Regions from separate parts of the Homo sapiens genome. Here region 1 is linked to region 2. Evidence: read pairs that join two places in POLR2A ChIA-PET (ENCODE). Cell type or tissue: A673. All regions are shown on one strand. Links, peaks and the distances in the headings refer to the core of each region. The heading gives the core; the rest is flanking DNA. Region 1 holds the start of LOC124903340 (a long non-coding RNA gene). Region 2 has its middle 13 kb from the start of SRSF5.

Region 1 (2,910 bases), core at 103-2,602, 590 kb after region 2:
AATCACTTTCATGTTTTTGCTGGCACCTATTTGAGGCACAGTATTTTCAAAAGATTTAAACTTCATAATAAAGAATTGTAACCACCGAATGGGTTCACCTTGCGTGCTACCTAGACAGAGCTGATTTATCAAGACAGGGGAATTACAATGGGGAATAACAATGGGGAATTGCAGAGCCAGCTGTGTGGAAACCGGAGTTTTATTATTACTCAAATCAGTCTCCCCGAGCATTCAGGGATCAGAGTTTTTAGATAATTTGGTGGGTAGGGGCTTGGGAAGTGGGGAGTGTGCTGATTGGTCAGTTTGGAGTTGGACTCATAGGGGGCAAAGTGAGCTTTCCTTGCTGTTTTCTGTCACTGGGTGGGATGGCAGAACTGGTTGAGCCCAATTACCCGTCTGGGTAATGTCAGCTGATCCATCCAGTGCAGGGTCTGCAAAATATCTCAAGAACTGATGTTAGGTTTTACAATAGCGATGTTATCCCCAGGAGCAATTTGGGAGGTTCAGGCTCTTGGAGCCAGAGGCTGCATGACCCATAAACTGTAATTTCTAATCTTGTAGCTAATTTGTTGGTCCTGCAAAGGCAGACTGGTCCCCAGGCAAGAAGGGAGTCTTTTTGGGAAAGGGCTATTATCAATTTTGTTTCAGAGTCAAACCATGAACTGAATTCCTTCCCATAGTTCGGCCTATGCCCAGGAATGAACAAGGGCAGCTTACAGGTTAGAAGCAAGATGGAGTCAGTTAGGTCTGATTTCTTTCATTGTCATAATTTCCTCAGTTATAATTTTGCAAAGGCGGTTTCAGTATTGCTACAAAAGTTAATGACCACAAGGAGAAACTCACTCACCATTACTTATTGTGTGTCGCTCTTATAAAACAAGCTTAGAATGGACTTTGGATTTCAGAAGACACCTGTAGATTTCCCTGACATCTCAGAGCAGGGATGAATAGTGTAAGATTCTCCCTGGGACCTGAAAGCTTAAGGAGATGAACAACTCATCCCTTCTCAGGCCCAGTCCCAAGGCACAAGGCTACTTGTACCAGCAGTGTGCACCAGCAAGATAGCAGAAGCAGGAAGAGAGCCGGCCGGAAAATACGTACCCCTGAAGATTGAGAAAGAGGCCATCCAGGTACAACAGAGCAATTATGTCAGACTAGGACACTTCCTGTTTACAGGAGACTATAAAACCTTTGTCCCATCCTCACTTGGGGCTGATGCCATTTTAGGCCTCAGCCCACCTGCACCCACGCGCTCATCAAAACAGCATGTTGCTCCTCACCACCTCATGTTGTCTGTTGGTGCGCTCTCAGGGTTCCAACCGATACAAGAACCGTACATCTGGTGCTGAAACCCGGGAGAGGTTCTGGTCCACGTCCCCTGTGAACCTACCCCTCCACCCCAGACAGCAGGCCACAGCAGCCAGACAAAGGAAGCTCCTCGATCTCCAGTTGCCTCTCTGTGCATGCACATTGGTCACTGATCTTGCTTACTGGTAAGTTTCCTCAGGGGCCCAGTTAGCAGGGAAAATTCACACGGCCTCTCTTAGTTTCTCTGGTCCGAATATCCAGTGTTGGTCCAAGAAGGCGCCGGCGTGTGCCAGGCACTCGCTGATCATCTGGTCTTAGGGGGATGCCTCTAAGCCATTTGATCGTGTTCCAGGAACGAAAAAGGCAGCGGTGACAGTTGCTCCTTTTATCATCTCCCTCCAGGATGGTCTCCTTTTTCCCTGTTCTCCTGAGCCTACCCTCTGTTATGGGAAACTCCGGTCCTCCATTCCAAACAACAGCCCTCTAGGCTGCTTCATAAAAAACCTGCAAACCTTAGGCCTCAGGCAAGATATTCGCTCTAAGTACCTGTCTTTTTTGCAATACAGCCTGGCCACAGTACAAATTAAATAATGGGTCCAAATGGCCTGCAAATAGAACATTCAACTTTACAATTTTAACTGACTTAAGCAATTATTGCCGACGACTGGAAAAATGGGAAGAAATTCCTTATGTCCAGGCCTTTTTGCACTCAGTTCACAACCCAACCTCTGCAATTCTTGCTTACCTGTTCAAATCCTTCCCCTCCATTCTCACCGCCCTGATCGCCTTTCTCCTCCCGACCCTACCTCATTTTTCTCGTTCGATCCAACTGACTGCTATCCACCCCTCCCAACCCCTACCTTTTCCTCTCAACCATCTTTTTTAACCCCCCAAGCCTCCTCGTTGTCTTCTCAGCTGCCATCTTCCCAGCTGCCATCTTCCCAGTCAGCTGTATCCACTTCTTTTCCTACACCATCCCCTCCTCGGGACAATTCTAGTATTGCCTGTACCCATTCTCCTCCCCCACTGCCCTCTCCTAAAGCTTGTAAACTCATCCCGCCACCTTACGCCCCTGCCTATCCTCCACTGCCTGTTAACCCTCCTTCCCCCTTCAAACCCTCAGAACGAACCATTATCTTAAACCTTCGGTTCATCTCCCAATCCACCCCCGATATTCGGTGCAAGCTTCAGAAGCTTGATGATGGCCCTCAAACCTCACAAGACCGTCTTAATTTAGCCTTCATAGTCTTTAACAATCGTGATAGGGAAAGTAAAAGGCAAAAACAGGCGGAGTTTCAAATGCTTGCCTCCGCCATCAGGGGCCCTGCAGGCCCACGGGTCCGCAGCTCCACACGGAAGCCTCCTAGCAACCTACCTCCACTTGGCACCTTTTCAAGTGCGGCAATGAAGGCCACTGGTCCAGACAATGCCCAAATCCAGGTAAGCCCACCAGGCCATGCCCCCTCTGCAGAGGACCCCAATGGAAATTGGACTGTGAGCGGCCCCTGCAAGGGCGGCCCCATCACTTCCTAAGCCGGCCAAAACCTCCTACTTGGATCTCATTGGCCTTGCCGCTGAAGATTGATGGTGCCCTGGAATGGA
Region 2 (2,910 bases), core at 169-2,668:
GTGGGTCCCTTAAAATGGAATTCCAAGTACCCCTTGGAAAGTCATGCTGTGTTCCCCAGGGGTTCACATACCCCAGGCATTCACACACAGGCATGCTGAGCAGAGCAGGTGCCATGGTTAAGAGCTTGATGTAAAGATAACCTTGACCTCCTGGAGAGGAGGTGGAAGCTGCTTTTCATAACCCAGAGCTGCCTTGCCATTCTGCTTTTTCCCTTTAGAGAGAATGTCTCCTTGGCCTTATTTCCTCTTGTGTAGCAAATTCCTTTCTTAAACTTCTCTGGATATGTCCTTAAGTTTTTATTCAGCCTACATCTAGAGTTTTTTTTTTTTTTGAGACCGGGTCTCACTCTGTTACCCAGGCTGGAATGTAGTGGCACGATCACAGCTCACTGCAGCCTCGACCTTGTGAGCTCAAGCGATCCTCCCATCTCCGCCTCCTGAGTAGCTGAGACCACAGGTACAGACCACCATGCCTGACTAATTTTTGAATTTTTTGTAGAGGTGAGGTCTCATTATGTTGCCTGGGCTGGTCTTAAACTCCTGGGCTCAAGTAAACCTCCAACCTTGGCCTCCCGAAGTGCTGGGATTACAGGCATGAGCCACTGTGCTCAGCCCTACCTCCAATATTTATTTGTTTGAAACATAGTAAAAGTTTGAGGCTCTTTGGGATAAAATGCTTGGGTTCGAATGCATACTTGCTGTTGAAATTTGGATCCATCCCTTCCTTCCTTCCTTCCTTCCTTCCTTCCTTCCTTCCTTTCTCTCTTTCCTTCTTTCTTTCCTTCCTTTTTTCTTTCTTTCGGCAGCAATCCTCCCATCCCAGCCCCCCTGTAGCTGGGACTACAGGCACGTGCCACCACGCCTGACTAATTTTTTGTAGAGATGGGGTTTCACCATGTTGCCCAGGCTGATCTCAAACTCCTGAGCTCAAGCAATCTGCCTGCCTCAGCCTCCCAAAGTGCTGGGATTACAGGCGTGAGCCACCACACCCTGCCTGGAAGTTATTTTCTAAGCCTCAGTCTCCTCTTATGAAAGCTTGTTGTGTTTTGGGGAAGTAGGTGGTTTAATGCAAAGTTCTGAGCATGTGTCAGGAACAGTAAGCACTTGATAAATGTGAGTTATTATTATGGGTATGTGGTCTAAATTTGGTCTATCTTTTAAATCTGCCCAGGACAGGAAATGCTTATAAAATGCTTTGAGACTCAAAAGATAAATCACTGTAATCATCATGCTACTCTGCTCCTTATTAGCCCTATTTTACTGGGGAAGGTTGAGTAAGATAGGCATGTGCTGAGTTAGGGCTGTGGGGAGTGTCAGTGCCTCAGAAACTAAGCAGGGCATCCACAGTGTCTGAGCCCCTCAGCCTAAACTCGGTTTCCATTTTAGCCTCTGCTTCCCTGGCCAAGGCGCTCAACTCCACTCTGTTCACTCCTCCATTCCACCCCAGAGTTGACCTTGGCCCATTGGAAGAGCTCTTGGGCTTGAATCCTACACTGTCACTAATAGTTATTGAGCTTGGGAAAGAAACTTCTCAAAATATATTTCCTCTACCGTAAAACAGGATTAGCAGTACCTCTCTTAGGGCTGTTGAGGGGGTCAAATGAAAGAAGCCTATGGAACTCCTTGAACAGTACCTGGGCATGTATCAGCCCTCCAATTATTCCTGAATGTTACAATTACAGTAGGTAACCATTAGGAAATCTTCTTGTGCCTAATCATGCAAGGAAGATAGGCATGACCCAGGCAGATAAGACGGTTTCACATGTCTTTGCCAAAGCAGGGCCTAGTGCTGGAAGATAAAGCGGGTTTGGCCTGCTTTGGTGAAAGGTTGGTGGGTGCTTGGGAATTTAATCTAGGGCAGTCAGGGCCATTTTGAAATGGAGCTGCTTGTTTATTCAACATTTGGGATTTCACCTTTGTTGACAATAATACTGAGAAACATCATCCTCATCTATGAGGTGAGCTCTTTGGCAGCCATGTTTGTACCATGTGACCTCATCTTTGATTGGACCAGAATAGACACCTTACCTAAACGGGGCCAATCAGGTTTTCCTTTCCAGGGAACTTGGAATTGAGACTCACATGCTCATTCTGGGATCTACCTTTTTTTTTTTTTTTTTTTTTGTGAGACAGAGTCTTGCTCTTTGCCCAGGCTGGAGTGCAGTGGTGTGATCTCGGCTCACTGCAACCTCCGCCCCCCGAGGTTCAAGTAATTCTCCCACCTCAGCCTCCCGAGTAGCTGGGATTACAGGCGCCTGCCACCATGCCTGGCTAATTTTTGTATTTTTAGTAGAGACGGGGTTTCACCATGTTGGCCTGGCTGGTCTTGAACTCCTGACCTCAGGTGATCCTCCTGTCTTGGCCTCCCAAAATGTTGGGATTACAGGTGTGAGCCACTGCACCCGGCTGGGATCTACTTTTGAATGGAAGGGATATGAAAACTGGGTGATAGGGTGTGGTCATCTTCTCCCATATGGATTGAGAGGCAAGGAAAGCCAAGCTGCAGGAGGTGAGCAAATGACATAAAAAAACAGAGGAGGGAGGTGGAAATTGTATGTATCTGAGTTCTTGACAGTTCCCACTTCCTGTTTCAGACTCCTCCTCAGGCCTGAGCACATTCTGACCTTTGGATTTCATGAGACACTTCTGAATCCTTAACAATAAATCCATTTTTGATTGCTTACACTGGATCATGTTGTATGTTAAGCTATTTTGCTCTCAAGTTACAGAAGCCAACTTGAGCCATCTTAAGCAGAGAGAGGAAATTAGTGGAAGGTGCTGGGGGCATCTCATGAGATCTGGGAGGTTTAAACAACCCAATTTTAGGAGGTGCTGGTACAAGGGCAGCCCTGGGTACTTCAGCCACAGATGGGAAAGCCACCTTTCTTCTCACCTGCTGTCATTAAGATG

Evidence for each region. ChIA-PET counts read pairs that join two places held together with the same protein. Peaks named below come from ENCODE experiments on the same cell type or tissue, not always from the same donor. Only the 100,000 strongest peaks of a DNase experiment are listed, where the experiment ranks them.
Region 1: POLR2A ChIA-PET joins it to region 2 with 7 read pairs; 4 of 35 experiments call an interaction of 5 or more read pairs at or near these places.

What each region holds. Positions count from the first base shown.
Region 1 is chr14:70,343,701-70,346,610 of GRCh38, forward strand. The region is part of intron 3 of SYNJ2BP-COX16 (SYNJ2BP-COX16 readthrough); the gene reads right to left. All of the region lies in intron 1 of COX16 (cytochrome c oxidase assembly factor COX16), which reads right to left. It overlaps LOC124903340 (a long non-coding RNA gene), which reads left to right and starts at 1,435. Exons shown (of 2, transcript XR_007064238.1): 1 at 1,435-1,493; 2 at 2,628-2,910. In A673, for the core only: no CTCF peak of the experiment used is centred there; no DNase peak of the experiment used is centred there.
Region 2 is chr14:69,752,885-69,755,794 of GRCh38, forward strand. No RefSeq gene overlaps it. Among named protein-coding and RNA genes, the nearest start is that of SRSF5, 13 kb to the right of the region's middle. In A673, for the core only: no CTCF peak of the experiment used is centred there; a DNase peak (open chromatin) is centred at 1,207.